Linked DNA regions of Homo sapiens: all the other regions are linked to region 1. The links are chromatin contacts, found by Hi-C or POLR2A ChIA-PET in ENCODE. All regions are on one chromosome and are shown on one strand. The core of a region is the stretch at or near the end of the contact, and the rest is flanking DNA. Distances in the headings are between cores, read along the strand shown. Region 1 holds the start of TMTC3 (transmembrane O-mannosyltransferase targeting cadherins 3). Region 2 holds the start of CDK17 (cyclin dependent kinase 17). Region 3 holds the start of PPP1R12A-AS1 (PPP1R12A antisense RNA 1). Region 4 holds the start of METAP2 (methionyl aminopeptidase 2). Region 5 holds the start of PLXNC1 (plexin C1). Region 6 holds the start of CRADD (CARD and death domain containing adaptor protein). Region 7 holds the start of SOCS2-AS1 (SOCS2 antisense RNA 1).

Region 1 (4,352 bases), core at 1-2,500:
TTTTATATTTTATAACCTTCAAGCAAAATATAAGAACACTTCCAGATTGTGACAATTATAGTTGTCCCTGAAAAAAATAAATTCATATTTTATTAATAAATTAATCATAAGTTAATGTATATATCTATTATTATTGACCAATTAAGCACCTTGGATAAGGAAATCAATAAATTATCTGCCAGTTCTTCTTGACGGGGCAGGTCATCTGGGTCAACTTTCATTATTTCTTTCCAGTTTATATTAGGTGGCATCTTGAATTCTTTCACTGTGCTCCACCTCTGTAACAAAACAGGTGTATATTAGCATTTTCAAGGTACACAGTATTATTGGTTTTCTAGCACCTTACATTTTTTGCAGATTATTTCATTATAACTTTCTGATGTTAGCAAAACAGACAATTGGGCCACAAAATAGACAAGTGGGCAAAATAGCCTTGATCAAAAATAGCAGTCGGCACAAACTGTCAGAGTGTCCCGGCTAAATAAAATGTGACGGCTTCCTTGCTAACACTAATCTAAGTTAATACTTAAGATTTCTGGATCCCTTCCTCCACACCCCTACCCACAATGCGCGCGAACACCCTAATCCTGGCAAGCGCGAGGGTCTGTGGAAGGCCGACAATCATCCCTGATTTGGAGAAACAGAATTGGGGCTGAAAAAAAACGCAGAAATTAACATTTGGAATGAGTGAAGTTGTGCGGCGGAAACTGGAACCGAAGCAAGGCAGTATTAGGGACCCGAGGCTGGAAGGGCGGGGTAGCTATGCTGTGGCACACGGGCCCTCAGGCTAAAGAACCTGAGCGTGGAGTGACTCGCTAATCCTGCTTACAAGGATCCACCCACCTAGACCAAGCCTGGCAACCAGCGGAGGCCTCTCACTACCGCAACCACCAAGCTGGACCCGGCCGCGGGCCCTGACAGATCCCTATCGCGGTTCCACGCGGACTCTGGGTCCAGCCAAATGGTCCCGAGCAAGCCAAAGCGGCAGCGGCTGCTAGGCGACACCATCCCCAACTCCGCCAAGGCCAGAATAAGATCCCGGATGCCAGGAGAGCCTACAGTTCACGACCGTGGGTGATGCTTTACGTTTAGATTCTCCGCCGGAGTCCCAGAGCTCGGTGTTCAGGATGATGAGAAGGCGTGGAACGAGGACTTCAAATCCCAGAGTGCAGTTCTGCCTGAGGCTTCTGCATGCTGGGAACTGAAGTCCCTGAGAAGAGGAGGTAAGGCGCTCCCGGCATGCAACGCGTAAGACTGCGACGGTACCGGGGCGGCGGGGAAGGACCGAGAGGCGGGAGGAGCAGCGGCTCAGGCGCCTGCAAACTGGTGGCCTGAACGAGGTAGACCATGACTGTGGTTTCAGTGGCGTCACTCGCTGGGCTGCTCTTCCTGAGGTTTTCCTAAGCCATCCCCTGGCGGAACCGCCCCCAGGTGAGGTCGAGCTGTCGGTCAGCATATTGGGAGGAATTGAGGGGAGCAGTCCTGGGTTAGAGAAGCTTCTGCTATTGGGGCCGTAGGGCCTGGTCCCATTCTGAAAAAGTGGGAACACCCTGCCTTCTCTTCAGGCGTTTGCAAGCGGCGTCCAGGGTAGTGCCTTCTGTAAGAAGGAAAAAACAAAAAGTTTTAGCCTTGTTTAGTATCAGAATCTGTCTTGATAGTTAGAGTGAGAGCCGCGCAGCCGTGATCCTCGTTTGGGGGCGAGCGAAGAATTGACAAGAGGTCTCGGCATCCCGACCCCGCCCGCCTTACCTGTAGCACCATTCCTTTCGCGGATCGTGGGGCTTGATGGTTGTGGAGCTAGTATAAAGTCAAGGCTCTAGAGAGGAGAGGTTAGTACTTGTCCGGACCACTGCCGGGGGTGGAGAGAGAAGGGATCCAAGGACTCACCTGTACTATTGTTGCCACTTGCTTGGTTACCTAGGGTGCCCTTCCATGAAAGCGCCTTCTCTGGTGTTTACCACTCTTACTCGTGCAAGTTTTGCTCATCCTGCTCGTCTGCTCACAATCATGCTGGAGTATGATACATCTCTACCTAACTTTCCTAAGAAGCTGTAGACTTAAATCTAAATGACATTTCCAACTATCTGGACCAGTGCTTTGTCTTTTTTTTTTTTTAAACGCTGCTTTAAAAAAAAAATTACTGTACTTGACAGTAAATTTTCCTTTCGAAAATAAGTAATGAGTTTCTTTTTAAACCCCCAATTTGGGTAAAATAAGTAGCTCAGTACAAAATAAAAAGATACTGATTTTGTGAGATGAATTTTAAAGACATTAGTTAGATTTATAGGAATGACAATTTTACTACTTTTCTGAAAGATTATATGCCAAATACTATTCATTATCTTGTTTATTCTTCCTTACAATCCAGTGAAATAGGTGCTTACATTGTCCTCATTTTCCATCTGAGTTAAGAAACTGAGGCTTGGAGAAGCTAAGTAACTTAAATAGTGTGATTGAACACAGATCTCTCTGGCTGGAGGACATATTCTTAACTTCTATACACCTCCTCAGACATTCTGGGAAACCAATATTTGTGAAGTGCTTGTTCCTCAATCTTGCTATTTTTATTAAATGTTATATTTTAATTTTGTAAGTGTTTACTCAATAATTTGAATTAAACATTCTTCATGTTCAGTGTTCTTAATTCATAATTTAACATGGGATGGTGTTTCTGGAAAGGTGTTCTGATCTGGACCCCAGGAGAGGGCTCCTGGATCTCGCCAAGAAAGAATTGGAGGTGCATACACCCCCATTGGAGGTGGTAGACTAAGGATTGTTATAGTTATTTCTTGATTATATGCTAAACAAGGGGTGGGTTATTCATGAGTTTTCTGGGAAGAGGGTAGGCCATTCCTAGATCTGAGTGTTCCTCCCCTTTTTAGACTATATAGAGTAACTTCTTCACATTGCCATGGCATCTGTAAACTGTCATAGCACTGGTGGGAGTGTCTTTTAGGATGCTAATGCATTATAATTAGTGTATAATGAGCAGTGAGAACGAGCAGACGTCCCACCTTTCTCGCCATCTTGGATTTGGTGGGATTTGGCTGGCTTCTTTACTGCATGCTGTTTTATCAGCAAAGTCTTTATGATCAGTATCTTGTGCCCACCTCCTATCTCATCCTGTGACTTAGAATGACTGACAGACATCCTGAGAATGCAGCCCAGTAGGTCTCACCCTTATTTTACCCAGCCCCTATTCAAGATGGAGTTGTTGTGATTCAAATACCTCTGACAATGGTAGGAATGAAATTTAATAGTTACTGAGCACATGTTATGTCATACACTATGCTGACTACTGCGTGTTTGTTTTCATAATAGAAGTCTGTTTTCTCTAACACCTTTTCTTCTGTTTTTTTTTTCATTCGTTATAACTTATTTTTATGTATTCACTTACAAGTTTCGTTTGTCTGTATTACTCTTTTCTACCCTTCTGCCACCACCCTCTTGCTCACATTCATAAACTCAAGGTGCCTGGTCTCTAATGGTAAATTTTATTCTAATTTTTCAGAAGTGAGAACAAGTTCATAGAAGTTAAGTAATAATTGATGAAGCTAAGATTGTAACCTAGATCTCAGTGACAATTGTAACTAAAAGCAAAATCTTACCTAAATTTTATTCTTTAACTCATTCTAACAGTATTTTTTATCCTGTTTCCTGTGCTAGGCACTGGGGATACAGCAGTGAACAAGTCAGCTCTGGCTTGAACAAGTCAACTAAGTTTTTATGCATTGTCGTCTGTACCTAAGTGTGAGTCAGGAAATTTAACTCAGGTTCTAGTTCAATAACTCACTGTATATTTTTGAGGAAAATTGGCAAAACTATTATTTTTCGTCAGATTTTCTGCACCTGTCAGTTTTCATCAAGAAATGGGACTTATGTGACAATGTTGTAAGTGGCCTTGTTATAAGAACACTTGTCTGGACCTGCCTTCTTTCTGCCCTAGGCTTTTGTGAACAGTTTTATCTGACCAAAATCACTTCACAAGAAGGCCTCACCTTTTATTATTGCTTACCTTTGTTCTCTGTAGCAATGAATTTATATTCCTTGGATGTTACTTCTAGTTCCTTTTTGCTGACTTACCAAGAAAAGTCATAGTAGCTTACTTCTCCGATCTCTAAAACAAAGCATGGCCATTTTGTATCCATTGTGTGTCCTAAACATTTTGTTTTGCCTTATCTTCATGGCAAATTAAGCCATGGTTAATGGCTTAATTCACACTGACTCCCTACTGATCTTTCCAGTTTCCTCATGTTGAAGGAAGACAAGTATCTGCTTGCTGCACACTCATTCTTGTCCATGAAATTAAGGCAAAACAATTTGCCTTAATACAATTTACAGTTTTATTGAAG
Region 2 (4,352 bases), core at 1,060-3,559, 8.3 Mb after region 1:
GACTCCCGTTTTTTTTTAAGCCAACCATTCAAACTGTTAGTGCTTCTGGCCTATGAGATGGTTTACCAGATAAAGTAACATTCTTTATATTCCAATATTCTCTCTCATAACATAAAAAAGAATTTAAGGAATATCCCTTAGTCACATTTTCTTTTGTTCCAACCCACTGTTTATGGAAGCATGCAGATGTTAAGAGTTGCAAAAATTGAAATGACTTCATTAACAAAGCAACATCCCAACGTTTAATGTCAACTCCTCAGACTCATAAAAAAATGAAACAAAACCAATTATATTACCACTAGCAAATTTTTTCCCCTTAAAATCTAGTTTCGTCTTATTTCTAGTTTCAAGGCAAGCTTTGTCTACCCAAGGTATCAAAGGTCTTCAAATCTCATTCATTTTCTTCTGCCCAAGAGTTAAGAAAGTAAGTCTAAAACAGAACAAGCCAGATTTGTTGCTGTGATCTTCTCACACGAACGCCTTTTAAAAGAAATCTTTCAACAAAGACTCAAAAAAGAAACAGCAAAGTTTGGGGAAAGAATTGTCTGTCTTTAGGTCAAGCATTTCCTGATAAGTGACTGAAGGTCTGGCTGCCAGGAATACACTTTGCTGACCCTAGGAATGGCCAAGTCTCAAAACAAAATTTGCCTCTTCTGTATCTTGAAAGTGACCTGTTAGGACCTGATGTCAATTTGACGAAGAGGTGATAGAACATGACCAACGAGGTGTCTTTGGTGGACATATTCATGTAAAGGAGGCGAGAGCCACAGATTTCAGCTAAACGCTTTTTGCCACTTTTGCAAAAGAAAAGCTAATTGTTAACGGCCATGTGACATTATAGATCCCAGAAAAGGAAAGGGTGGGAGGAAGAGAGAGAAGTTCAAGGCAGTTCAGGGTCAGAACAAGCTCAGACATCCTGTCATTAACAAATGTTCCCCAAGCTGAAAGCAAAATACTGCTTACCCGAAAAGGAGTGGGTGAAAAGTAGGGGGAGAACGAGGGAAAAACCACAGGAGAGTCAATGTGGCAGTGTGGGGGTGACAGGAGGGAGGGAATCTGGAGCTATCCAGCTGAGTTGGGGAGCAAAAGCATCGGGCATAGCATCGGGCACAAAAATGCTGAGAAAAGCAACTGCGACGGAGACAGCACTAGGCACCCTCCTCCCCCCATTTTCCCCTCCCCATCGGTTTGCTGGGTTTCCCACCTTCCCTCTACCTCCGCTCTTGACCAACACTCCGGGGTGTGACCCGCCAGCAGGAGGCTGCCCTGATCTTTGTCTCTACCCGCTCCCACGCGCGGGCTCCTCCTCCTCCTCCGCGCTCCCCACCCGCGCACAGCGCCAGCGTCTCCAAGGAGCTGCAGGCGCCGCGACCGCCGCCTCCTCGCCCACCTCCCGCGGACCCGCGCCCCTTCCTTCCCCTCCCGGGCAGCGTCGCCTGCGCCTCCAGCTCCACCCCCGCCGAGGGGACCTTTGTGTCTCGGGGGACTTTCTGCCTCTTTCCCCTCCTCCGCCTCGCGAGGAGACCGGCCTCCCCCGCAGACCAAAGCGGCAGCGAGCACCGGAGGCGGCGGCGTCTATATCTGTCGGCGCCTCCTGGGAAGCAGCTCGCAGACACTCACACCCCACCCGAGCCCCGGAAATCCCCGGGCGACCCAAGGTCCTCGCTGGACCGGAGAGGTGACAGGCGCACGCTAGCCCCCCGCGCCGCGCCTCCTCGCTCAACTTCCCGACCGGGCCTGAGCCACCCGCGCCCCCAGTAGCCCCCGCCCCCGCCTCTGTCCCACGCAGCCTCCCGGCCCCGCGGCCGACCCGACACCAGGGGAAAGCGCGGCGCGGACGCCAGCCGCCAACTCACCAGCAAGAGCGGGGACCGCGGGTCCCGAGGCGAGGCGAAGAGAGGCGCGGGGGGAAGCTGCTCCGCGGACGCCCGCGGCGACCGGATGCAAGTCCGGGTCTCAGCGGCCGGCAGACGTGAGGCGCTTCCGAGCGCAGGCCTCCGCCGCCACAGCCGCCTTCCGGCTCTCGCCGCGGGTCCGGAGCCTCGGGAGGGGCCGCGGGTGTCTCACGCGTTGCCAAGTCCCTCGGTCAACATGGCTCCCGCGCCGACGAGCCGCGCGGACGGCCCACTAATCCCCTCGGAGCAGCCGGGCGCGAGCGCGGCGGGCGCCGACGGCGGGCTGAGACTGTCTGGCCGGGCGCTGGCTCCTTCTCCGCGGCTCTGCGGCGGCCCGCGGGGAGCTCAGGAGACTGCGGGCGGCCGCGTTCGCTCCTTGCGTGTGCGTCGCTTTCACACTCGGCGGCTGCGGATTGACGCCTCCGCCTGTTCCCCGGAGGAGAGCGAGTGCAAGAGAAAAAACACTTTTATTGAAACGATCCAACCAGCGGCGGCGGAGAAAAGCGACCGGCCGCGGGAGCTTACCCCACCCCCGCCTGAGCGGCTCGCCGGGGGCAGCGCGACCCCTGCCGGCGGCGGCGGAGGCGGGGGCGGGGCCGGCGGCCGGGGGCGGGGCCTGCAGGGCGGGGCGGGTGTCCCCGGGAAACTGCCCGCTCCGAAATGCGGGCGTCGGGGGAGCGGCGGAGGGGGCCAGGGGACCCCACCGGAATGAGTGCCTGTCCGCAGCGACTGGGGGAGAAATTATGTGAATAATTCAGCCCCTCCAACATCCCCCTGCCCCTCAACTTCCCGCTACCAAACCAAAACTCGTGCTTCAGTTATACAAGTAATTACTGTACAAGGTGTCCATGCCACAGTTCTCCACTGACTTTCTAGAGAGTCCATGTCAAAGGACCCACACTGAAAGATGTTGATGGCTGCAACTTTTCTCCTTTGTTGTGTGTGGGTACGTGGGTACTAGTGCCGCAGTCTCTCACACACACGGCATCTATTCATTTAAACTACAGTACAGTGTTTTGTATATATTATCATGTGCCCGGCAATATGCTGAGTCCTCTAAGGACGGAGAGTCTAGCTGGGATGAAAGATGATCAATAACTATCATAAAAATCTGAACGTTATGAGCGGAGAAATACAAGGTGCTATGAAAACAGAAAGGACTACTGTTGCACGGGTTAGGTTTTGTTTTCTTGGGGGAGGCGGGCCGCGAGAGGTTGGCCCAGTTTCTGCAACTGTTTTTACTTTCTCCTTTCCCAGAGGCTAAAAGCTAGTTCAGGAATGAACAGCAGAGTGGCAGTGAAGACAAACTAAAGTAATACTGACCCACTTTTTTCCACTAATAAGGATAAAAGCATAAAGTTAAAACAAACTTAAACCCCTAGAGGGAGATAATGAGAGGATTGAAAGAAGAGAGTAGGGACCGGATGTAGACAACATAAACAAGAAAAAAAAACCCACATAAAAGTCCTGTGAAGTGAGATAAATTTTTTTTCCCATGTTAACACCCGGAAGTAGAAGCTGCTTTGAAGTTTCAAATCACATTATGTGCTAAGAACTTCGGGGAATTATCTTTTTGGATTTAGGGATGAATCCTTTCCCCCTTAAAAATGCTGCATGCTGACATCTTTCTCTTATTTTGTTTGGCAAAGTTAAATGCATCTACAGTTATATCCAACGATCGTACGTGTCAATCAGGCTTTTCCCATGCCTCTAAAATTACCAGGACCCGTAAATTAGCAACAATTATGCTCTACGCGTATTTAACACTTGTTTACCAACCAAGAATGCAAATATACATAACAAGCTTTCCGTTAGAACAAGTGCGCTTTGTTTAAAAGCACTGTTAATGAGGCTTTTTAGATTTGTCCAAGTCAAACTTGGAACTTTATAATATAGCAAGATGTAGCATCATTTTCAGAGTTCTTTTTAAGTTAAAGAGAAACACTGATATTTATACAAGGCCTATTTATATGAAAGGATTTTCATATACTTGCCTCATCTAAATTAGTACTTTAGTAAATATCAAAAAATCACCAAAAAAGGGAGTCTATGAAATGGCATTCTGAGTTTCAGCATTAATACTTATACCTTCATATCATTAGATTAACATTACTCCATGAGAAATAAAAAGATTATTCTGTCTCATCCAAAGCACCCTCTCCTCTTTCTACATCTTTCATTAGCATAACAAAGAATTCGTAATTGGGAGGCTGAGGTGGGAGGATCCATTAAGCCTGGGAGGCGGAGTTTGCGGTGAGCTGAGATTCTGCCACTGCACGCCAACCTGGGTGACAGAGTGAGACACCGTCTCAAAAAGAAAAAAAAAAGACGAATTCATAATGAAAACTTAGGTGATTATTTGATTGATTGGTTTGTTATTTCTTTTTTTTTTTTAAGACAGAATTTTGCTCTTGTTGCCCAGGCTGGAGTGCAGTTGCGTGGTCTCAGCTGACTACA
Region 3 (4,352 bases), core at 609-3,108, 8.2 Mb before region 1:
AAATATAAAGCCTTGAGTTTCAACCTCCCAAACAAGTTTTTACTACAACATTATTCAAAATAAGGCTATGCATCTTCCACACACAACCAAGGCAACTTTGAGATAGCTTACAAGTCTTTTCATTGTTAAGGGGAAGCTATCGCTGCAAAGTCATTTTCTATTACAGTTATTCCAAGTTGCCCGCTAAGAAAATAGAAAAAGCCTATGTTTTGTCACCTATTACCGTCACTTAAAAATTGCTTTTTATGCATAACTCTACGTGGTTGTGTTGCTTTTGGCCTGTTAAAGGCAAGGCAACATTATCTCTGGATTGCCAATAGTTTCTCCTTATTTGGCTAACATTGAGAGATCCCAATCAGACTACTATAAAACTTTAATATGCACAAAGCATCCATTTTGAGAAAAGTTTGTGACCAGCTTTCTTTTTTCCCAACCCCAAAAGAAAAACCAGAGCTTGGTAACCGGCTTTGAAAAGAGTGTCCCCTATTTATTCTTCTCTTTCTAACACCAGTGCACACCCGAGGACCTGGGGCTCAAGGATCTCTGACACTGCGGCAAACTTCGAGTATCAGACTCAACACGTTCCGGTCCGGAGGTGGGCAAGCCCTTTAGAGGGCTTCCTTACTCTACCCACTTCCATCCCCTTCCTTTCAGCCGGTGCAGATCAGCTAATTACACCCTGTTTTCCCCTCCCCAGTGACCAAGAGTAATAAATGAGAAAACAGGAAATCGTTCGTTCAGGGCACTCGGCTTAGGGCTCTAGATTACTATTATTATCATCATTTGTAATCAAGTCCTAAAAAGTGCAACAAATCCAATGCCCACCTACAAGTCAAAGATGTTCATCTGCCTAACCGTCCGTAATGCCCCTTGTTAGTTTTCTTCCTTCAGCATCCACCCCTCCGAATATACCACTGACACCGGGGCCCAGGCACAACCCCACTACACCCCTCCTTGTCTCGACCCCAAATCCCAGACTTATCCACGAATGGCCCTGGGGCCCCAAACGACCACAGTTCCTTTTCCCCTATGCCCCGGAAATCACCCGGTTCCCAACTCCACCAGCAACTGTTCTGAAGGGGGGCCTCAAGCCCAGCGCCCTCCCTTCCACCAGCTCTCCCTCCCGCCCTCTGGGGAAACCGCCCCCTCACCCCGCAGCAGGGAGTCTCCCGCCGCCCCCAGCCTCAAGAGGTGGAGAACTGAGGGCAGGCCCGAGCAGGAGGCCGACGAGAACCCTCACGGTCAGGAGAGCCGGCGGCGGGGCGCACAGACCTGGTGCAGGGCAGTGAGTCCGTCCACATTGGCGTAATTGATGTCGGCGCCGCGGTGCAGCAGCTTGAGGACCTCGTCCGTGTCGCCGCTGGAGCAAGCAGCCAGGAAGACGGCGCCATCGTCGAACTTCACCTTGGTCTTCTGGCGCTTCACCACCGGAGGCTCGAGGTCCGTCTCGGAGCCGATCCAGCGTTTCAGCTGCTCGTTCCGCTTCTGCTTCGCGTCCGCCATCTTCATCCCCTCTCCTGCCGCCGGGTCTTCTTATCGCGAGGGGGGGAAGGGGGAGGCGGAGAGGGAAGAGAGGGGAGGCAGGGGGTGTGTGAATGTTTCTATGAGTGCGGGCCAGAGGAGGGCTGGGAACCCGGAGCCGACGCTCGAGACTTCCAGTATCCCACAGAGCACTGGGGCGGCGCACCCGGCCGAGCGGACCTCCCTTCCTACCACAGAAGCCCTCCCGCCCCCAGCACGGCCACCCGTCACCGGCGGCCAATCTAACGTAACTTCGCGAGATCCGGACTGGGAGGCGCCCTTCGACCAGTGCGCATGCGCCCTGGGCCTGTGCCCGCCCCAGGAAGAGCGCTCCCGCGAACTGCGGCGGTGGTGGCTGGGCCACCAGAGGGAAGCGGGTGTGGCCCAGGCAGCGGGGGCTGGGACAGACCTGGAAAGGAGGAAGCGGGGAAGGAAGGTTGTCCTGTCGGGCTGGGGGCTCCCGGGAATCCGGAGGCCAGCAGTGGAACCGCAAGGCTCTACAGGGCAGATCTGCCTCCCGTGCTGTCTCAGCTACGCCGAGTCGTTGGCTCAGGGCGGAGGATTTTCCTATTGGCCGCGTTATTTGAATGGAATGGAGGATAGGTCGTGAAGTAGGTGCTGCTGGTTGATCTTTCTAAGGAACTCAGATGAACTTGGGCATGTCAGAATTAATAACCTTTTAAAAGTGGGGTCTGTGTGGCCGAGGGTTTTAATGGTAAGTTCTTGAGGTGACCACCTATTGACAAGGGTTGACCTGCTGTAATTGCTGTGGCTTCCTGCCAACCCCCACTTTAGAAATGTTTTTCTTCCTCTCTTTACTTGTTTTGTTTTGCTTTCTCTCACGCTTGGGTTCTCTTCTTTCTTCCTTCAGTGCTTTAAGCCTGTCTCGTACTACCCATGAGCTTAGCTCAGCCTGATTACTGGTCCTTACCTTTTAAGGGATTTCTGGTTACAGCTCCATCTCTTTCTAAGGAGGGGTAAAGACCTAGCTGCGTCTAGCATTTAAACGGAACGTTAAGGAAGGCAATTAATTCAACCACTATTTATTGAATACCTACTATGAGCCAGTAACTGTACTAGGCACTGAAGATACAATGAAAAATATGACATTTATTTGAACCACCTCTTGAGTTCAGTCGCCCAAACAAGACTAATTTATCATCGTCATAAAAAAAAGACTTTAACTTTGCCTTGTATGACCACACGCGCACACACATAGGATTTGTAATACTGATGTCTTATGAGCCATCTATCTACAATCTCCACCAATTGATTTTACTGAACACTGCATTGTTACCATCCACTACTATTTTTAGAGCATTTAGAAAAGCCAAGATAAAAACCACAAAACCTTACCATGGAAGTTTAGGGGTCATCTAGACAGAGTCCCTCAAGAACTAATTAATTTACTTAATTTTACCCAGAAGTAGGATTAGAATTCACTCAGCAAATACTATGCACCTGTTCTGGGTCAGGCATTGTTCTAGGTGCTGGAGATAGAGCAGTGAACAAATAAGCTTTTCTTACTCTCAGCATGATGCCTTTTCCAGTGGACTACTTCACAGCCTATCATATTGAGAAATAAAATAATTGAGTAAAACGTGATTAGGAAACTGTCTGCCTGTGAGACAATTTTCTGAACCACAGTTATTAGGATAGCGATAGAATCCAGGTCAGGGTAAAAATATTTCCTCTGAAAACGTTGTAGGAATAGAAAATGAATGTAATATTCATAAGATATACCATTGTATGTTCATTACATACATTAAAGATAACATCAGACCTTTGAATACTCATGGTGTTAGGTACTGAAAAACATTGTTAGCACTAAAATACAAAATCCCTATCCACAGAATACAGCTCTCAGAATAAAAGAAAGGAACTTGAGGATTGCCTTGTCAGCTCCTGTCTCTACCTAGGCAACTGACAGCATATCCTGTTTTCCAAGAACGTTATGGCCTATGTGGTAGCTCTTAAAGTGCCCTTGCAGTATAGATGGGAATCTGAAGATTTCATTCAGGCAAAAGGAATTTAGTGGGAAGTATGCTATTCCTGATTCAAGCACTTATTTCAGGATGCAAAATTAATAATAGTTTATTAATAAAACATAATTAAGTTCATTCAGTTCCCAGAAGCTGTCAGGGAAAAAACAACCAAGGAGGGCTGCTATCATGTGCAAATTTCACTGAATTTAGTTTTTCTTCTTTCGTGGCTCTAAGGGTCAAGATGCTCTATGTTAATATTGAAAGTACTCTGAAACTGCCACCTACTTTGTCTTTAGGGAGGATTTTTTTTAAATTGTTGTTAGTGAATTAATGGTACTGAAGACCTTGGGTTAATTCTAGAACAAGCAAAATTTTTTATTGACACACACAGTCCCAGCACAGTGGCTCACACCTGTAATCCTATCACTTTGAGAGGCTGAGGCGAACTCTGCCCAGGAGTTCGAGGCTGCAGTGAGCTCTCTGCACTACAACCTGAGCGACAGAGCTAGACCCTATCTTTACCAAAAAAAAAAAAAAAAGACACACACACACACACACATGCTTTTATTACATATTTGTCTAAGCAGAACAAATGGAAAAAATGCAAATATTTTCACTTCCTAATGGCTTCTAAACAGATTGGGATGTGAGGATACATTTTAGCTCCTTTAAAGCAAATTAAGCCTTAAAATAGAAGTACAAATAAAACTATACTTACTAATTTGCATATATGTATATATAAAAATATATTTTTGGCTGCACCAAATCAATCATATTGGAGGTTTTTGTTTCTGAGACAGGGTCTCACTCTATCGCTCAGGCTGCAGTGCAGAGGCATGATCTCAG
Region 4 (4,352 bases), core at 917-3,416, 7.3 Mb after region 1:
GTGGTGGGCGCCTGTAATCCCAGCTACTTGGGAGGCTGAGGTAGGAGAATCGCTTGAACCTGGGAGGCGGAGGTTGCAGTGAGCTAAGATCAGGCCACTGCACTCCAACCTGGGTGATAGAACGAGACTCCGTCTCAAAAAAAAAAAAATACTCTCTCTAAACCTTTCCCCTCCCCTTTGCCTATTTATCCTTCAGATCTCAGCCTAATTGCTACTTCCTCAGGAAACTCTACCAGGCCATCCTACCTAGGCAAGTCCCTTTGTAATATGCTCTCATAGCAGCAGTTGTAAATTTGCTTTTATTAGCATCATTGCTTGATGTCTATTTTTGTTAACTGGCTCTATGATGACAAGGATCATCTCTGTTTTTGCTCTCTAAATATTGCCAGATCTAGGTTTATAGTAGGCATTGAACGAATGGATGGATGAGTGAATAAGTGAATATGTCAGCCAAGCAAAGAGCAGCCCAGATAAAAGTAACAGTGAGTTTGAAATGCTCCAAGGTCAGAAAGAGCTTTGAGAGCTGGAGCTATAATAGTAAGAGAGTGGAGACATTGGAGAAGTAGATATGGCTGGGTCTTGCCGGGCATTTTAAAGGATTTTGGACACATGGAAGCTACTTCTATTTTTATTTTTGTGGTATTATGTTTGGTTTACCAACTTTTTATTTTTTATTTTATTTACTTTTTTGGGGGGGATGGAGTCTCGCTCTGTCGCCCAGGCTGGAGTGCAGTGGCGCAATCTCAGCTCACTGCAACCTCCCCCGGGGTTCAAGCGATTGTCCTGCCTCAGCCTCCCTAGTAGCTGGGACTACAGGCGCCTGCCACCACGCCCGGCTAATTTTTGTATTTTTAGTGGAGACGGGGTTTCACCATATTGGCCAGGCTGGTCTCGAACTCCTGACCTTGTGATCTGCCCACCTCGCCCTCCCAAAGTGCTGGGATTACAGGCGTGAGCCACAGCGCCCGGCCGGTTTACCAACTTTTATATTGCCAGCAATCAACTAGGGAAAACAATTTAAAATCTAAATAGGGATAGATTTAAAGAGATAAAGATCTGTACAAGAATAAGAGGAACAGTTTTTATTACTATTGGATAGGTGCTGCCTGAAGCTTTAAGACAGAGAATGTACATTTATGCAGCTGCAGTCAGAGCCTGTGTGAGGTTTACTGTAAACTCACTGGCAATAAGGCTCTTAACGACATTTTGATGCCCATGAAGCTTGGTGCCTAGTTTAAAACTAATGAAAACACCTAAACTCTCCAGGTGGACAAAGCCATATTCAGGAGAAATTGAGAAGGAGTTGGTGCAGGCAGCCAATCACAATCCACTTACGCCACAAACTAAATCTCAAACTGCGGTTTGAACATGAGGCTCAAAACATAAGAAGTAAAGAAATGGGCAAAATTCAATTAGTTTCTGGTGAAACGTCCTAAATCCAAAAGAAAGGTGACCAGAAATAGAGAAAACGGAGTGTGATCTTTTGCATTAATGAGAGAGACCGTGTCCCCGTGTGTTAAAACCTGTCATTCTTGTCCTGAATTGGAAAGTGAGCGGAGTGTGACGGGTTCCCATCTTGAACCGTCCGGGGTTGAGTAGTACAATAAACTAACACGGAACTCCAGCTTCCAAAATTCTCTCCAGTGCCTACAGAGCCTCGCGGAGAGCTGTGATTGTGAATGTCAACGCAGATTTGATTAAATCTCTTAGATTTAAGAGATATGTGGAGTCATGACAATAGAAATGTGTACAAGTGAACACATTTCTTAGCCCGTTTCCCCACTGCCTGTGTGATTTATAAAAACGCAAATATAAAATATTTCCGTTCCAGCAGAGACGCCGCTTGCTACGGCGGGTTGCCCGTCTCCACAGGTATCTCCGGCTGACTCTAGAGCTCAACTTCCCCTTTAAACTTCACCCTGCGCTTGCCGATTTGCTTCGGGAATGCCCGAGGCACCGGACGAAGCAGTCGGGTCTGGCCCCAGTCGACTCCAGCCAGGCGGGGCTCCAAGCCGAGACTCCTGCACGCCCGGCCCGAAGCTAGCCCGACACCCTCAGCTGAGTCCTCCGCCGTCCCAGCATTCCCTGCGTCCCTACCATCGAGAGCAGCTTCCGGCGTGGCTGGTGTAGGCGGGTGGAGAAGGATCGGGGCCCTCGCCGCTCTGTCTCATTCCCTCGCGCTCTCTCGGGCAACATGGCGGGTGTGGAGGAGGTAGCGGCCTCCGGGAGCCACCTGAATGGCGACCTGGATCCAGACGACAGGGAAGAAGGAGCTGCCTCTACGGCTGAGGAAGCAGCCAAGAAAAAAAGACGAAAGAAGAAGAAGAGCAAAGGGCCTTCTGCAGGTAAAGAGAGTTTTATGTTTTCCCAGTCCCCTCCGGGAACGGCTGAACTGTTTGGCTCAGGCCCGTTGAGGGGGCCGGGACCGGGGCCCCAGAGCCCCGACTAGACTGATTCTTGGGCCTGACAGGGTGGCAAAGCCGGGCTATAGATTCCTAGTCTGAGAAGAGGCGTCATCTCCTCCTGTGGGACTAGAGGGCTGGTGGGGGAGAAAAGAGTGCCTGAGGTTGGCGTGTGGTACCTCTGGGGTCGCTGGGCCCGAGCCCCTGTATTACCAGAACTCAGCTCCCACGCACATCGTGGCACGGTCTTGAGATTGTGCGCAGAGCACAGCCCTACCATCTTTCGCGCGATTTGGCCGCCGCCTCAAAAATCCGATTCTGATCCGTATTGCCGCGTCTTTGCTGGTTTGCTGGAGCAAGCTAGGACTTATTTTCTTTGGGGGTGGGCAAATGTAATGGAGAGCACACCTCCTCCCACTATCCCGTTTCACGTTGGGGTTGTTGCAGCCTGCACTTTTGGGGTGTGTGTACATGTGTGTTTGCCCGCGCGCTCATGTCATTAATTGCAGAATTTGTGGTGGTGATAACGAATTTTCACCTGCCTAATCCCATAGCATCGCCAAGCTTTAGGGCCTTTAGACCTGAATTATGATACCAATTGCAGGCAGTGCAGATAGGATATTCTGTGGCTCAGAATGGAACTTCTGAGGTCTTAACCTCTAAATCCACTGGTAAGGCAAGGAGAACTGCTGAGAGTTTACAGTTGGATATTATGAACTAGGAACTTACATATTTTGAGAAGTCTGTGTTTTTGCTGCACAAGCTCCTTCACCTTAATAAAAATTATTTTTACTTGTTTCTAATTAAAATCGCCAGAGAAACAGAAAATGGAGAAGTCAGAAGCGATTAAGATGGAATTGAGAGAGGTCGAAGAGAGCTAATCTTCATCTTTCTGAAATTTTGATTAGATAGGAATGGAAGGAGAGTTGTAGCGTTGCTGGAACTCTTCCAGAGCAAAATTTGTTACTCTGGTGGCTGTTCCTGGATTTCGAGTGAAATTCAAACACTGCTGTTTGTCTTGTAAGGTGTTAAGCTGACTGATCCTAATGTATTTTTAACAGTTGTATTTCTTAATATGAATTCTCTCCAGTAGCCAGAATGTCACTTCATTTCGTGCTACCTGATACTATTAATGCATGTAACATATTGCTCTTATAGGTAGGTTATAATCACTTCCAGAGCAGGGGCCTGGTCTTGTGCTTAGATATTTGAGCGTTTTAGTTTTTTAGTAATGGACTGTCTTTGCCTATTTATTTTGACTTTACCCAGCCCATCGTGATATCCTTATTCATGAAACCAGGCTGCCCCGGGGTGTTGCACATGAATCTTTTTCCTAAGGCCTTCAGCATTTATTACCTATCTGGTGTTTAAGTATTTGTTAAGTCTAATTGCTGACCACTATTACAAGTTAAACTACTTGAGGATAGAGACCAGTTCACGCTGTTTATCTTTTAGCTGCTAGTGTGTGTAATGGATATTTTGTTGAGTAAATTAATGAATGGACAATACTGTGTAGGTATGGAAGATTTTTCTGTCATTAAACGAATTCTGTTATGTTCACAATAATGTTTCTGTTTTTGTTTCCTGAGGAAAGGATTTGTAAGTTTTCCAAGATCATTAGAGCATATTCTAGTGGGAAAGTGTCTGTATTAGATTTGATTTCTGCTATTTTATTTTGATCAGCAGGGGAACAGGAACCTGATAAAGAATCAGGAGCCTCAGTGGATGAAGTAGCAAGACAGTTGGAAAGATCAGCATTGGAAGATAAAGAAAGAGATGAAGATGATGAAGGTAAATGGTTAATTTGATCTTTGTGGTTAGAAAAGCTAGAAAATGTAGCCGGGTGTGGTGGCACACACCTGTAATCCCAGCACTTTGGGAGGTCGAGGCGGGTGGATTACATAAGGTCAGTAGTTCGAGACCAGCCTGGCCAACATGTTGAAACCCCAT
Region 5 (4,352 bases), core at 1,584-4,083, 6.0 Mb after region 1:
AGAGAAAGTGATCAAAGAGATACAGAACCCGCATGCCTAAATATTTATTTCAGTTGTTCGTATTTCCCACACTTTTCAAATGTGAACTTGTGTCCTGAAGGTGGAGCTTTAGTACACAAGAAAATTGGGAAGGGGCAAACATGTTTGTACAAAATGGGGGTAGAATCAGCAAAGAATGCATTTATATGCTTCCTCGTCGCCTACGTTTTTCATGCCAAAAAGTTAGCACAGATTCTGATTTCTTTCACCGTAGGAGTCTGCATACAATTAAATGGGAGGCAAAAGAAGCCCACTCTTAAGAGTGGGGCTTATGGTCCCAGTAGAATGGCAGGGAACTGTAGCCATCAAAGCCATTTATACTTCTTGTGGGTAGTATTTTTAAGATGTTGTTTCTTTTTCAAAATGAAGCAGCAATGAACTGAGTAGTGATCAAAATGCCGCACCACAGAGTATGTTTAATCCAAATAGCTCCCAAGATGGTCTGTGACTGATTGTACCAACTCTACGGGACTTAGAGAAATGACTTGGTTACCAGTGAAGTAAAACTATCTCTGGAATGGAATTGAACTGTTGCTTCTCAGCACATAGCGACACTGCCACCGCTGGTTCACGGAGCCAGTGAAGGTCACTGAGTTCTGCATCAGTCACAGGGAAAACTGTCAAAACACCAGCGCATAAATCCCCTACTATGCTGTGGAGGGGGTCTCTGAGCTTCGGATGAGGTTTTTAAAATATTGATCTTCCCACTTCCAGAGGTGCAAAAATTCTGAAAGCATTCCAGGAGGGCAGGGAGTGGGGGAGCAAGGCCAGATATTTTGGAGCAGGTGAAACATCTGACTTGTCTTGCCTGAGATGTCCCGATTAACACCAACTGGGTACTTTAGGCCTTTCCCCTTCTTCCTCCCCTCTCCTTATGGACACTCCAACACCATCATCACAGCACAAAGGGCAACCTCATATCTCGTGGGAAGGCATTTTCTGCCTCCTGCCAGGCAAAGATAATGTTATCCAATTGCAAATGAAAGGCTTATGAATGAAAAGATGACCACTCTGACTTTAGTGTATGAGAGCCACTGCTGAAATGATAGGATCCTTGAACTTCACATCTAGAGCAGAAACTCACACTTCTCTTCTTCTCCCTCCACCTCACCCTTCTTTCCTTAAGCCTTCCAGAACTCCTGCCATATCCCTCAGCACTGGGGAGAACTTGAAGCACTGTTGGAGAAGTTTGAAACCTGCAACCTTCGGCAGGACTCAGCATGGGACAAAAGCCACCTCATTCCTTTCCCTTCCCAAAACAGCATCTCGAGCTGGGGAACTTGGAGGGAAGGAAGAAAGGGGATAGCAGCCAATTGCCCTCCCTGGGGCCTGGGGTCTGGAAATAGCCTGGGAAGGAACAGAGATCATTTCCCAACGATCCATAGAGGTCCTCAGCACCCTCCACTCCTATGCACCCCCTGGCTCATCTGCCAGACTGTAAGGGTGCTGATGGTGCCCGCAGCTGCCCCGGGAAGCTGGGAGGCATTTGTGCATCCTCTGGGAAGCCCCATTCCGAGAAATCATGAACCTATTCCCCAGTGGGCAATGATTCCCTGTGCTTCAGAAATTCTTGGCGGCTGTGGGGGCAACCCAGCTGTTATTCACCCTCTGGGTGAGGTGGTGAGACCTCAGGGGGTCCAAAGGATAAAAGTGGGTAATGATGAGACAGATGGAGAGCCTCGAGGGAAATACGGGGACTTGGGTCTAATAGTAGAAAGCAGGGCGGGGGCTGGTTGGTGCATTTAACTTGAGGAACTTTTCAGTCTCACTACAGAGAATGATCTCTGGGGGATTATGGCAATGGCCACAGGTGGCACTTAACTAGAGCCAGGTATGTAAGAGGCCCTGGGGCTAGATATGGATTCGAATCTCGGCTCTGATATCTACCAGCAGTAGAATGCCAGCACGTTCCACAACCTTTCTATAACCATTCTCCTGGACTACTAAGTAGGGATGACAATAACAGTCACTAATTAATAGGGCTGTTATGAGAATTATGAGTCTTAACCCATGTGGTGAGTTCACAAGCGCACCCGGCACGTAGTAAGTGCTCAGTAAATGTTAGCCCCGCTCATTAGGTTAGATGGTGAGCAGAACTTTCCAAGTGCTAGGCTTGAGAGCCTGGGACTCTGTTGCCAAGGGAGATTAGAGAACCTTTGCAAATATGGGCGCTCCGGCCCTGGGGATTGTCCAGAACGAGAGTGTGGCGCCTGCCTTTCTGCCACCTCACTCATCCGACCCGGGGAAACCCACACCCTGTCACAGGGGCGCCTTGGTCCCCGGAGTCTCCGGCTCGGCCATGTCTCCCGCGCGCCTCCCCGGGGCCTCCCTCTCGCCGCTCCACACCTGTCAGCCGCTCTCGCAGCAGCCCTGTGGCCCGAGCCCGGGGCCTCAGCTGCAACCCCTTCGCACCCTGGATCCTCGCTCCGCGCGCCTGGCGTATCCCCGACCCGGCTGCTGTCGTAAACAAAACCGGGCGTTGGAGCAGCACCGCGGGCGGACGGGCGCGGGAGCCCGCTCCGTGCGCCGTTAGCGCGCCCCGGGAGCCCCAGGCGAGCCAAGGGGGCGATGGTGGCGGCCGCGGCGGCCGCGGCGGGCGGCTGAGCTTTGTTATGAATAGATGAAAGAGGCCACCTACACAGTAACCCAAATTACGAGACCTCCCTCCTCCCTATCTCACCGAATCAAGAGGGGAGGGGAGATGGGCGTGGAGGGAGGGCGGGCGGGCGGGCAGGAGGCGGAGGGCGGAGGAGGAAGAGAGGATGAGGAAGGGGGCCAGTTGCATCCCACTTTCACAATGGGAAAGTGAAACGCACAAGCGCACCCAACCTCTCCAGCCCTCCCCGCCCGCCTCGCTCCTCTCCGCCCGTCCCCTCCCTTCCCCTCCGCGCCTCCCCGCGAGCGCCAGCGCTGCACACAGGAACTCTCCGGCGAAGGAGGGCGAGGAGGAAACGGTGCCGGAGCGCGCAGGGCTTGCTGCCGCCACCGCCGCTGCACAGGCTGCCGGAGCGAGCCTGCCGCGCGCCGCCCTCCCCGCTCTCCTTCCTGGGCGAGCTGCGGGGATGGGGCGGCCGCGGGAGCCCGAGCGCGCGCAGGAACCGCCGCCGCCGCCGCCCGCGTCTCCGTTGCCGCGCGCCTGAGCCGCCGTCGCCGCCGCGCGCCCTGCCCGGGGGCGGCCCCCCCAGCCCCATGGAGGTCTCCCGGAGGAAGGCGCCGCCGCGCCCCCCGCGCCCCGCAGCGCCACTGCCCCTGCTCGCCTATCTGCTGGCACTGGCGGCTCCCGGCCGGGGCGCGGACGAGCCCGTGTGGCGGTCGGAGCAAGCCATCGGAGCCATCGCGGCGAGCCAGGAGGACGGCGTGTTTGTGGCGAGCGGCAGCTGCCTGGACCAGCTGGACTACAGCCTGGAGCACAGCCTCTCGCGCCTGTACCGGGACCAAGCGGGCAACTGCACAGAGCCGGTCTCGCTGGCGCCCCCCGCGCGGCCCCGGCCCGGGAGCAGCTTCAGCAAGCTGCTGCTGCCCTACCGCGAGGGGGCGGCCGGCCTCGGGGGGCTGCTGCTCACCGGCTGGACCTTCGACCGGGGCGCCTGCGAGGTGCGGCCCCTGGGCAACCTGAGCCGCAACTCCCTGCGCAACGGCACCGAGGTGGTGTCGTGCCACCCGCAGGGCTCGACGGCCGGCGTGGTGTACCGCGCGGGCCGGAACAACCGCTGGTACCTGGCGGTGGCCGCCACCTACGTGCTGCCTGAGCCGGAGACGGCGAGCCGCTGCAACCCCGCGGCATCCGACCACGACACGGCCATCGCGCTCAAGGACACGGAGGGGCGCAGCCTGGCCACGCAGGAGCTGGGGCGCCTCAAGCTGTGCGAGGGCGCGGGCAGCCTGCACTTCGTGGACGCCTTTCTCTGGAACGGCAGCATCTACTTCCCCTACTACCCCTACAACTACACGAGCGGCGCTGCCACCGGCTGGCCCAGCATGGCGCGCATCGCGCAGAGCACCGAGGTGCTGTTCCAGGGCCAGGCATCCCTCGACTGCGGCCACGGCCACCCCGACGGCCGCCGCCTGCTCCTCTCCTCCAGCCTAGTGGAGGCCCTGGACGTCTGGGCGGGAGTGTTCAGCGCGGCCGCTGGAGAGGGCCAGGAGCGGCGCTCCCCCACCACCACGGCGCTCTGCCTCTTCAGAATGAGTGAGATCCAGGCGCGCGCCAAGAGGGTCAGCTGGGACTTCAAGACGGCCGAGAGCCACTGCGTAAGTCCTGCCCCCGGGGCGCCGCGGAGAGCGCTGCTGCCGGGGAGCCGCCGCCGCCGCCG
Region 6 (4,352 bases), core at 581-3,080, 5.5 Mb after region 1:
GAACTCAAGAGTATCAAGAATGGGAGGTGGCAACAGGATGATTTGCAAATAATATTTGGCTATCATTAGAACAATAAACTCTTCACTATACAAGGTTGTATGGTGTATTGGAAAGAGCATGAAATCAGAGAAACTTCATTAGACTTCAAGTTTTGCTCTATATTAGCTGTGAGATTTTGCCTAAGACAATTGACCATTCTGATTCCACAGTCTTTATACATGCAAATGCTAAAACAGTTGTAACAGTGGAGATACATTGTGAAAAATGTGTCATTGTGCAAACAAAATAGGATGTACTTATGCAAACCTAGATGGTATAGCCTACTACATACTTAGGCCATATAGCATAGCCTATTGCTCTGACCACCATCATATATGCAGTCTGTCATTGACCCAAATATTGTTATGCAATGCATGACTGTAATAATAATAATACTTGCCACATAGGTAAAAATACTGTCATTAACGGTGTAGTAAAATGGTAACTGGCATAGTAATGCTGTAAATTGAATACAATTTTTAGAAGGTTTTGAGGAGGGAGGTTCAGAACTGTTCTCCATTGATTTGCTTAACAAAGATATTTTCATTTTCCACCAAAGGGTTTGGCTGTGAAAACCTTTGCAGAAATAATATTTTAGGAGTTTTTTCCCCCTGTACTGTCAACTGATTTTTAGTAAGCATATGACTTTCTGTATGTATCATCCAATTGATTTAAAAATGAATCAATGAATGTATTTATTGATCGCCTGCCTCGCTTCACAAAGGAATGTGAGGAAGGACACCCAATTTGGCATTGCTGTGTTTCTCTGTATTTGGGTCATGCATTTTTTCTTGCTTTCCACATTGAAAATGTGGTGGATGCAGTAGATTGGCTTTAAGTGTCAGGCCTTCCCTCATTTACTATACCTTTTTGTGTTTCACAAGCTGGAAAGCTACCAACTACATGCTCTAGACATCCTTGCTGCTAATATTCTGCATGTCAGATTGGTCTCACCAATGGCACGCAGCAAAGCAAGATTTGCAGGTGCTGTTTTCTTGCTGCTGGCAAATGCAGCCGTGGAGACCACCGTTTTTTGCAGCACTGTTCCAGTGTCCTGTTAATTGTTCTGTCGGTGTTGAGAGGAGGTTGGGGACCAGGCATGGCAACTTCCTGACGCCATCTTCCTGATTGTGGGCAGCAGCCACAATCAGCAATCTTATCTAGGTAGTCATCCATGGATGTTCAGCTCAGCCCTTCTCCAGCCTTTCCAATGATTTCGAATGTCCCCAATTCCCCCTAACGAATCCCTTTCTGACTAGGAGTAACTAGCTGAGTGCTGCAATGAAATCCTGACTGACAGATTTGTAAACTCTTTGCGGGCAGGAACCCTTGATATAAATAAATGACCTTGCATTTTAATGGAGGGAAGCAGAAGGATAAACAAATGAATAAGTGAAAAGTTTTAATAAGATGGTGATGCGTAAAAAATAAAGCTGGTTAATGGGGAGTGCAGGAAATGAGCGCAGCTGTCTTGCCGTTTTAATCAGATAGGTCAGAGAAGGCTTCTCTACTAGGGTGGCTTTTGACCTGCCTCTCTGTTAGGTCAATTGTGTGCGAGGCCCTGATGGAGTTACTGTGTTAAAATGCAATGATTCAATTACTCCATTACTTAGATACCCTTTAAGTGACACTACGGTTGTCCATCTCCCCGCTATTGAATTGTTTACCCACAGTAAGCATGGCGGGAAGAGCTTCGATCCGACCCTTGAACGCTCAATAAAAATGGCGACAGCACTTCCTGTACTTGCCCTCAACAAAGATGGTGTCAACACTTCCTGTTTAGGGTTTTCGCCATTAACAAAGATGGTGCTTATGGGGCAGGTTCCCTAACAGTCAGGATTCCGGTTGCAGTTTTTCTCCCCCGCCCCAAAGATACGTGGTTGCAGACGTAAGTAACAGGAATCCATCTTTCTTTGAAAGTCCTGCATTGTAGCGTCTGCGACCTGGGCCCTGCGGGGGCTTCCCCGCCCCGCTAACTTGCTCCGCATTTCCGATCCGGGCCAAGGCTGGGTGGCTGCGGCAGTGCCGGAGGCCCGCTCTCCCCTTGGTCCGCTCTTTAGTTCATTCCCAGCACTCCCTCTTTAGCGGGTCAAGTTGCCGCAGAAACCGCCCGTAGTCTTCCTGTTTGATACAAGGGTTTCAGCGGCCGAAGCAGAGCCTTTTTAAATAGTTCCCAATGGGCGCTCACGGCCAAACGTGAACACCTCCCCTCCTCACCTGTCACCTCCTGAACTTTACAGGGTTGCGAGGGGGAGTGTGGGATCGGGTGTCGCCTAGCCGTGGTCGTACTGCCCGGGTGTGTCTGAAGCCCCATCTGTCATCCCTGCCTGCCTTCCCGGTCACTTAACCTTCACTGCCTTACACACAACCAAGCCACAGCACACTGGTGCAGGGGTGGTGGAACTGCACCTTCAAATCGTGCCTGGCTACTGACCAGTGCTGGGGTGTGTGCTTTTTTTGAAAGAAAAAAATCCCATAAAATGTCCCATGCATGTGCGGCCACGACAGTGTTGTGCTGGAGATTCGGAATTCTTAGTGGGAAGGAATGGAGTCTGTGACTGTATATTGTGTAAAGTTTATTGTAGACTGGGCACAAACAACAATTTTCTTAAAGGTGATCGTGTAGAGGACTTTTAGCGAAAAGAGCCTTAAATTCTGAACCTGCTGATTTCTGTCCTGCACTCCTATTACTGATCAGGTTTTGCAAATACTTGTGATCAAAAAAAGGGGACCTGCGTCCACCTTGGCAGTTTCTGCCTTGGTGGTGGTGGTGCAGGTCTGATGAGGGCAATGTGAAAATAAAACCACCATTTCTTCTCCAGCGTGTTAAAATTAGTGCTGCTCTGTAATCTTCAGATAAAAATTGCTTGTTCAGAAGGGTCTCTGACCCACTTTTTTTTTTTCTTTTTCCAAATTTCTTTATTGAACGAGGAATTGAGCTGGGACCCCATTGTGTGAAAAGCAGAAACAGAAAAGATGATTCATCTTCATTGTTGTTCATTATGTTAGGAAACATTCAAAATTAACCTGGCTTGGCTTAATCAGTGAATTAAATACCATGACCTGGCAGTCTGCTATGGTTTAAAGATGTGCTTGACCTGAAGGAACTTACATTGCAGTGACACTGTCTTTAGGGCCACATCAACATGTCTGTAATTTGAGCTGTGATTTTGGCTCTTTCCAGGGAGAAATGGAGGCCAGAGACAAACAAGTACTCCGCTCACTTCGCCTGGAGCTGGGTGCAGAGGTATTGGTGGAGGGACTGGTTCTTCAGTACCTCTACCAGGAAGGAATCTTGACGGAAAACCATATTCAAGAAATCAATGCTCAAACCACAGGCCTCCGGAAAACAATGCTCCTGCTGGATATCCTACCTTCCAGGGGCCCTAAAGCATTTGATACATTCCTAGATTCCCTACAGGAGTTTCCCTGGGTCAGGGAGAAGCTGAAGAAGGCAAGGGAAGAGGCCATGACCGACCTGCCTGCAGGTAGGCCTCAGAAAGATCACTTTGAACCAGCTCCAAAATGTTGTAACTATGCTCTTTGCTTTTTTGTTTATTTGTTTGTTTGTTTTTGAGACAGAGTCTTGCTCTGTTGCCCAGGCTGGAGTGCAATGGTGTGATCTCGGCTCACTGCAACCTCTGCTTCCTGGGTTCAAGCAATTCACTTGCTTCAGCCTCCCGAGTTGCTGGGAATACAGGCATTTGCCACCATGCCCTGCTAAGTTTTGTATTTTTAGTAGAGATGGGGTTTCATCATGTTGGCCAGGCTGGTCTCGAACTCCGTACCTCAGGTGATCCACCCACCTCCGCCTCCCAAAGTGCTGGGATTACAGACGTGAGCCACCACACCTAGCCAGAACTATGCCCTTTGGATTTGAAGTTGGGATGTAAGGCAGGACAAGGGTCAATGGTTGATGAAAGTGGGTAAGGATTTGGGACTGAAGGGACATGACGTTGGAGGAATAGGATCAGGAGGTGGCATTAGGAAGTGCAGGGAAGGAAGAATGAACCGTGACTGGGAGGTGAGGGAGGGAGCTCAGAGAATGCATTTAGAAATGCTTCCAGGAAACCTGGCATGTCACTTGGGAAGCATGTTCTCATCAGAGAGCCAGGTCATATCTCAGCCGTTGGCATCAGGAGCCATTTGGAAAGTGCAGATGGGAAAGCAGGCATTCGGCCTACTGACAACTGATTTGTGAGGTGCCAGAGCTACCAGCTGGAAAAGGTCAGATTCATGGAGGAGGAGACAGCCTCTAGGAAGGCATGCCCTGCACCTGTCCCCTGGGCTGTCCTGTGTGGCCAAAGGGGAT
Region 7 (4,352 bases), core at 971-3,470, 5.4 Mb after region 1:
CTCCGTCAGTTTTAGGAATAAATACCTTTTTATTTAAGCTAAAGTGTGGGTACACCCTTCCTCTAGGATTCTCCATCAAGGAATAAGAAGCCATATTAGGACAATTTAGAGGGCAGTTAACCCTAGTAGACATAGTGGTTCTTAAAAGGCTTGGGGCCTCAGACTGTACACAGGCTTCACATGGAATCTGATTTGTTCCTTTATCCCAGTCCCTCACCCAGAACCCGAATCTAGCCCTTCATGTTATAAAAAGGGCCAGAGGTCCAAAGAGGGTAAGTGCCTTGTGCAAAATTATTCAACTACTTTGTAGAGGATTTTAACTAGGGTTCAGTTAGCTCCGCCCACACTATAAAAGGCTCTTTCTAAAAAACGAAACATGATTAAGGGCACACGGCTCCAGCGTTAACAAAGCTCTTTGTTAGCTGGGAAATGCCCCCCTCCCCGACTCATCTGCTTATCATCTGCATAGAATTATGTACTCAAAAGCAGGAAAATTATTGAGAAAACCATTGGTCCCCGGCTGCAGACCCCAAGGTTGGGAGCTGGTTCCCGTTTCCTCCCAGAGCCGGCAGGGGGGGCACCAGGCAAAGTTTGCAAGACGCGCCTCCCTCCCACCCCTCCCCCTTCCTCGCCCAACTTCCCATAGCCGCGGCCTCAACTAAAAGTGGCCATTGACCTTTCAAGCTTTCGAGCAGTGATGCAATAGAATAGTATTTCAAAGAAAAATGCTTATCGAAATTTTGGATCCGGTTTTCCCGTGATTGTTAAGGGTTTCTTTTAAAAAGTAGGTCACATTTCAAGTAGGTCATATTTCGGGGGCGGGTGCGCAGACAAGGAGATGAGTTTCCACTAAGGCCAGGGGGCCTCCAACGGGGTTGGAGGTGAGAATCCCAGGTAGGGTAGAGGTGCCGAGATCCTTCCGAATCCCAGCCCTGGGGCGTCAGCCCTGCAGGGAATGGCAGAGACACTCTCCGGACTGAGGGAACCGAGGCCAGTCACCAAGCCCCTTCCGGGCGCGCAGGTAAGGGCGCCCCCTTAGCAGCCGGCGCAGGTGACCCGGGCGGGCCGCCGGGTCTACCGGAGACGTTGGAGCAGAGGGGAGGAGGAAGGGAGGAGCCGGGTGGGTGCGGGTGACAAGGAGCCGGAGCGCCAGGGGGAGGGGACTAAGGACGGCCGGCGCCGCTTAAGGAGGCGCTGCTCTCCCGCTCGCTGCCTTCCAGGACCTGATCAAGGGGACCGCCTCCGGTCCCCGGCCGTGGGCACCGGGACGAGCACGGCGTCCCCACGCCATCGATGTGTCTTAGAGCCGGAGAGTCTGGTTTCCGAGGACCCACAGTCGCTCCTGCACGCCCACCCCCCGCAAAAGTGCGGCCAGGAGGGTCGCATCGAGGGGGCGCCGCCGGGATGTTTAGAGGAACCCACCCCCGTGGCAGGCCAAGGGCCAAGGATCGCTATCCTTCCCTGAACCCGGGCGCTCAGCTGGCCCGGGTAGGGGGCAGGCTCCGGCCGCCGAAACGGGGTTGGCTGTAGCCGGTGGCCGGGGAGATCTCTAGCTTGCGCCCGAGCACCCCGGGGTGTGGGGCCAGAGGCAGGCCGACCCCGGCGTGCACACCGCCCGCCCTGCACCCGAGCGCTCTCACCCGGTCTTCCCTGAAGCCTGTGTATTGCGACCGAGCCTCTTTAAAGCAGTAGCGGGGCCCGCGGTCACGTGAGGCCGATTCCTGGAAAGTTCCTGGAAAGCCGCCTCCGCAGCAGCCGGGCGGGGCGCGAGCGGAGCGCTGACTGGGGAGGGAGGCGGGGAGCAAGGGAGGCGCGTCGGTCTGGGAAGTCGCGCGCACTCGCTGCTCCTGGGACCGACGTTTAACTCTTGCCAAGTCTCGTCGCAGCCGCCGCGGCTGGCGGGCCTTGGGCTTCCCCTGAAGCATGAGCCCTCTCGCCCGCAGCCACCCTCACCGCGTGGCCCGCGGACAGTGCGCGCCGGGGTCCCGGGTGCACAGCCTCAGGATACCCCGTGCCCGCAGCTCGGGCGCCCGCGGCAGGTACCGGTAGTGGGGGAAGCCCGAAGGCTCCGCCCCGAGGAGAGTTACCGGGGAGGGCGGCGAGGCGCGGCCGCGTGCGCCGGGGAGCGGCGGACGGCCTGGGCTTCCGCAGCTCGGAGCGCCGGGGAAGAGAGAGTCCGAACCGCGGCTCTGCCCCGCGGCCTAGCGTTGCTGCCTGCTTTCTCCAGCCCCTTCTCGGCGTCTGGAAGTGTCTGGAGTTTCTTTTTTTTATTTCCCCTAAACTGCCATTCAAATTAATAATCCTCCTAATAACCTGATCTCCCGCTCCTCCCCACCGGCCTGCCTCCCGCCCTCGCTCCTTCCTCCCTCCCTCCCTCTCTCCTTCCCACCTCCAGGGTCGCAGCCGGAGGGAAACCCGGCAGCAGTCCGAGAGTGGAGGTGTCCCAGCCCGTAGGGGGCGTCGCCGCGCGGTGGGGGATGGGGTCGAGGCAATGATCCTCGAGGCTTTTGTGTGCCCTCTGCGCACGGAACTCCGACCGCCGCCTCCGAGCGCGGGGCTGGTTGCATCCCCGGGCATCTCGTTCCCAAATTAAACGTTAACGGGGGAAACAAGGGCAGACGCCCCTCCTCTCCCGGGCCCCTCCCACCTCCCCTTTTCCCCCCACCCCCCCGCCCCATGTCCGCTGAGGAGGCTGCCTGGTGCGGAGGCGGCGGCGGCGGCCGCGGCCGAGGTCGAGGTAAGAGCGCGGCGTTGGTGGTTTGCATTTTCCGCAGCGCTCGCGACCGCCCGCTCGGCCCCGGCCTCGCCTCGGAGCCCCGCGAGGGCTGCGCGCTCGGGCCGATTCCTCGACAGCGCCCGCGGCGGCGAGAACCACCGCAGCCATCCTGGTCCGGGAGCGACCGCCGCGGCACCCCCAACCCCGCCAGAGCGGGCACCAGGAAGCGGGGGGAGGGGAGCGAGGAGCCTCCCGGGCGGAGATGCGGCAGCTCCCGCACCTCCGCACCCCGGGTTGGTGCCTCGGGGCCCCGCAGCGCTTTAGGGCGGAGAACCAAGTTTGTGTGGGTGCTTCTTCCTGGGGGCCCTCGGGCTGCGCCAGGTGTGAGACCGGAATGCCAATTTGGGGAATCTCTCCTGTTCTTTCCTTTTTAATTTTTTCTACTTGTCCTTGACAAGGGCCTATTCCCACTGGATCTGCAGGTGACTATTTGCTCTTCCTAGGTCGCCAGTCTTTGATTTCAGCTAGTGACCCTGGGCGGGAAGACACCCTGTTCACCCTCCTCCTGACCTCCGCCCCCCACCTCTTCAGCCAACTTTATCTTGGATCTCTGCTCTCTTTATCTTTTCTCTAGAGCTGGGCCAGGGCGCTAACTGGAAGCTTGGGGTTAAATGGTGCAGGAACGTAGAGGCGGAGGAGTCCCTGGGATTTTCCACGTCTATTTCCCCACCCCCACCCCAGCCGCAGGGGTCCAGTTTGGACTGACCCAACCTCCCGCTTTCTCTTTGTAGGCGATCAGTGGGTGACCGCGGCTGCGAGGGACTTTGTCATCCGTCCTCCAGGATCTGGGGAGAAAGAGCCCCATCCCTTCTCTCTCTGCCACCATTTCGGACACCCCGCAGGGACTCGTTTTGGGATTCGCACTGACTTCAAGGAAGGACGCGAACCCTTCTCTGACCCCAGCTCGGGCGGCCACCTGTCTTTGCCGCGGTGACCCTTCTCTCATGACCCTGCGGTGCCTTGAGCCCTCCGGGAATGGCGGGGAAGGGACGCGGAGCCAGTGGGGGACCGCGGGGTCGGCGGAGGAGCCATCCCCGCAGGCGGCGCGTCTGGCGAAGGCCCTGCGGGAGCTCGGTCAGACAGGTAGGGAGCCGATCGGCCGCGACGCGTGCGGGAGGGAGCGCCTCCCCAAGGAAGCAGCTAGGAAGCGGGGTCGAGGTGGGAAGCAAAGAATAAGATGGAAATACGTCCCTTGCTTCCAAGGGACCGCGGAGAGCACGCTCGCAGGGTCCTGGGTCCTTGGGAATGCGTAAGGAAAGTGGTTCTCCAGGGACTCAGGCCTGGCGGAGCGCAGAGCGCGGGAAGAGCTTCTTGGAAATAGCTTCTTAGCACGCTGGAAGATTTACTGTTTTCCGCAGCTGCTCAGGGTTAGGCTCCCGGGCTCGAACCCCGGCCGGGGAAAGCGTCGGGCGCCTCCCTTTGCACGGGGTGCAATCAGCAAGTCGGTGCCGCGGGCCCCGCAGGCCCAGCAGCATCTGGCTCCCGGGCGGAGCTGCGGCTGCAGCCCAGGATCTTGGCGGCCAAGTTCAGGGACTGACACTGCCGCGAGGGCGGCTGCCCGGGCGTCGAGAGTAGG

Evidence for each region. Hi-C counts contacts between places; a loop is a spot of excess contacts on that map. ChIA-PET counts read pairs that join two places held with the same protein, here RNA polymerase II (POLR2A). Pooled maps may share reads with other maps.
Region 2: a pooled map shows a loop between it and region 1 (14-fold over the local background). The contact joins the promoter of CDK17 here to the promoter of TMTC3 in region 1. A Hi-C loop is called at or near these places in 4 of 50 pooled maps.
Region 3: a loop to region 1 is called in a pooled map, with 7 times the contacts of the local background. The contact joins the promoter of PPP1R12A-AS1 here to the promoter of TMTC3 in region 1. A Hi-C loop is called at or near these places in 2 of 50 pooled maps.
Region 4: a map of B cell shows a loop between it and region 1 (23-fold over the local background). The contact joins the promoter of METAP2 here to the promoter of TMTC3 in region 1. A Hi-C loop is called at or near these places in 5 of 168 maps with a recorded cell type or tissue (B cell, CD8-positive, alpha-beta T cell and naive thymus-derived CD4-positive, alpha-beta T cell) and 8 of 50 pooled maps. POLR2A ChIA-PET finds 5 or more read pairs at or near these places in 1 of 52 experiments (CD4-positive, alpha-beta T cell).
Region 5: a loop to region 1 is called in a pooled map, with 8 times the contacts of the local background. The contact joins the promoter of PLXNC1 here to the promoter of TMTC3 in region 1. A Hi-C loop is called at or near these places in 2 of 50 pooled maps.
Region 6: a loop to region 1 is called in a map of CD4-positive, alpha-beta T cell, with 22 times the contacts of the local background. The contact joins the promoter of CRADD here to the promoter of TMTC3 in region 1. A Hi-C loop is called at or near these places in 4 of 168 maps with a recorded cell type or tissue (CD4-positive, alpha-beta T cell, CD8-positive, alpha-beta T cell and naive thymus-derived CD4-positive, alpha-beta T cell) and 11 of 50 pooled maps.
Region 7: a pooled map shows a loop between it and region 1 (8-fold over the local background). The contact joins the promoter of SOCS2-AS1 here to the promoter of TMTC3 in region 1. A Hi-C loop is called at or near these places in 6 of 50 pooled maps.

What each region holds. Positions count from the first base shown.
Region 1 is chr12:88,141,057-88,145,408 of GRCh38, forward strand. It overlaps TMTC3 (transmembrane O-mannosyltransferase targeting cadherins 3), which reads left to right and starts at 1,251. Exons shown (of 14, transcript NM_181783.4): 1 at 1,251-1,431. CEP290 (centrosomal protein 290) reads right to left here and starts at 1,032. Exons shown (of 54, transcript NM_025114.4): 1 at 844-1,032; 2 at 150-278. The coding sequence starts at 251. RefSeq lists enhancers at 872-1,311, 1,118-1,621.
Region 2 is chr12:96,398,130-96,402,481 of GRCh38, forward strand. CDK17 (cyclin dependent kinase 17) reads right to left here and starts at 2,310. Exons shown (of 17, transcript NM_002595.5): 1 at 1,857-2,310. RefSeq lists silencers at 1,714-1,873, 2,054-2,233, 2,324-2,653 and an enhancer at 3,074-3,293.
Region 3 is chr12:79,933,423-79,937,774 of GRCh38, forward strand. PPP1R12A-AS1 (PPP1R12A antisense RNA 1) reads left to right here and starts at 1,859. Exons shown (of 2, transcript NR_146535.1): 1 at 1,859-2,132. PPP1R12A (protein phosphatase 1 regulatory subunit 12A) reads right to left here and starts at 1,675. Exons shown (of 25, transcript NM_002480.3): 1 at 1,273-1,675. The coding sequence starts at 1,509. RefSeq lists enhancers at 495-1,060, 861-920, 1,061-1,624, 1,261-1,560, 1,607-1,901 and 1 more and a silencer at 1,091-1,180.
Region 4 is chr12:95,471,986-95,476,337 of GRCh38, forward strand. It overlaps METAP2 (methionyl aminopeptidase 2), which reads left to right and starts at 2,167. Exons shown (of 11, transcript NM_006838.4): 1 at 2,167-2,345; 2 at 4,086-4,193. The coding sequence starts at 2,195. RefSeq lists an enhancer at 1,984-2,383.
Region 5 is chr12:94,145,744-94,150,095 of GRCh38, forward strand. It overlaps PLXNC1 (plexin C1), which reads left to right and starts at 2,834. Exons shown (of 31, transcript NM_005761.3): 1 at 2,834-4,290. The coding sequence starts at 3,229. RefSeq lists silencers at 2,601-2,730, 2,741-2,990, 3,061-3,290, 3,421-3,660, 4,321-4,352 and an enhancer at 3,861-3,960.
Region 6 is chr12:93,675,545-93,679,896 of GRCh38, forward strand. It overlaps CRADD (CARD and death domain containing adaptor protein), which reads left to right and starts at 1,831. Exons shown (of 3, transcript NM_003805.5): 1 at 1,831-1,928; 2 at 3,225-3,528. The coding sequence starts at 3,231. RefSeq lists enhancers at 1,072-1,887, 1,676-1,915, 1,888-2,702, 3,519-4,333.
Region 7 is chr12:93,569,178-93,573,529 of GRCh38, forward strand. It overlaps SOCS2-AS1 (SOCS2 antisense RNA 1), which reads right to left and starts at 2,221. Exons shown (of 4, transcript NR_038263.1): 1 at 2,088-2,221. SOCS2 (suppressor of cytokine signaling 2) reads left to right here and starts at 3,498. Exons shown (of 2, transcript NM_001270471.2): 1 at 3,498-3,859. The coding sequence starts at 3,721. RefSeq lists silencers at 1,265-1,314, 1,375-1,564, 1,935-2,214, 2,575-2,624, 2,635-2,944 and an enhancer at 4,162-4,301.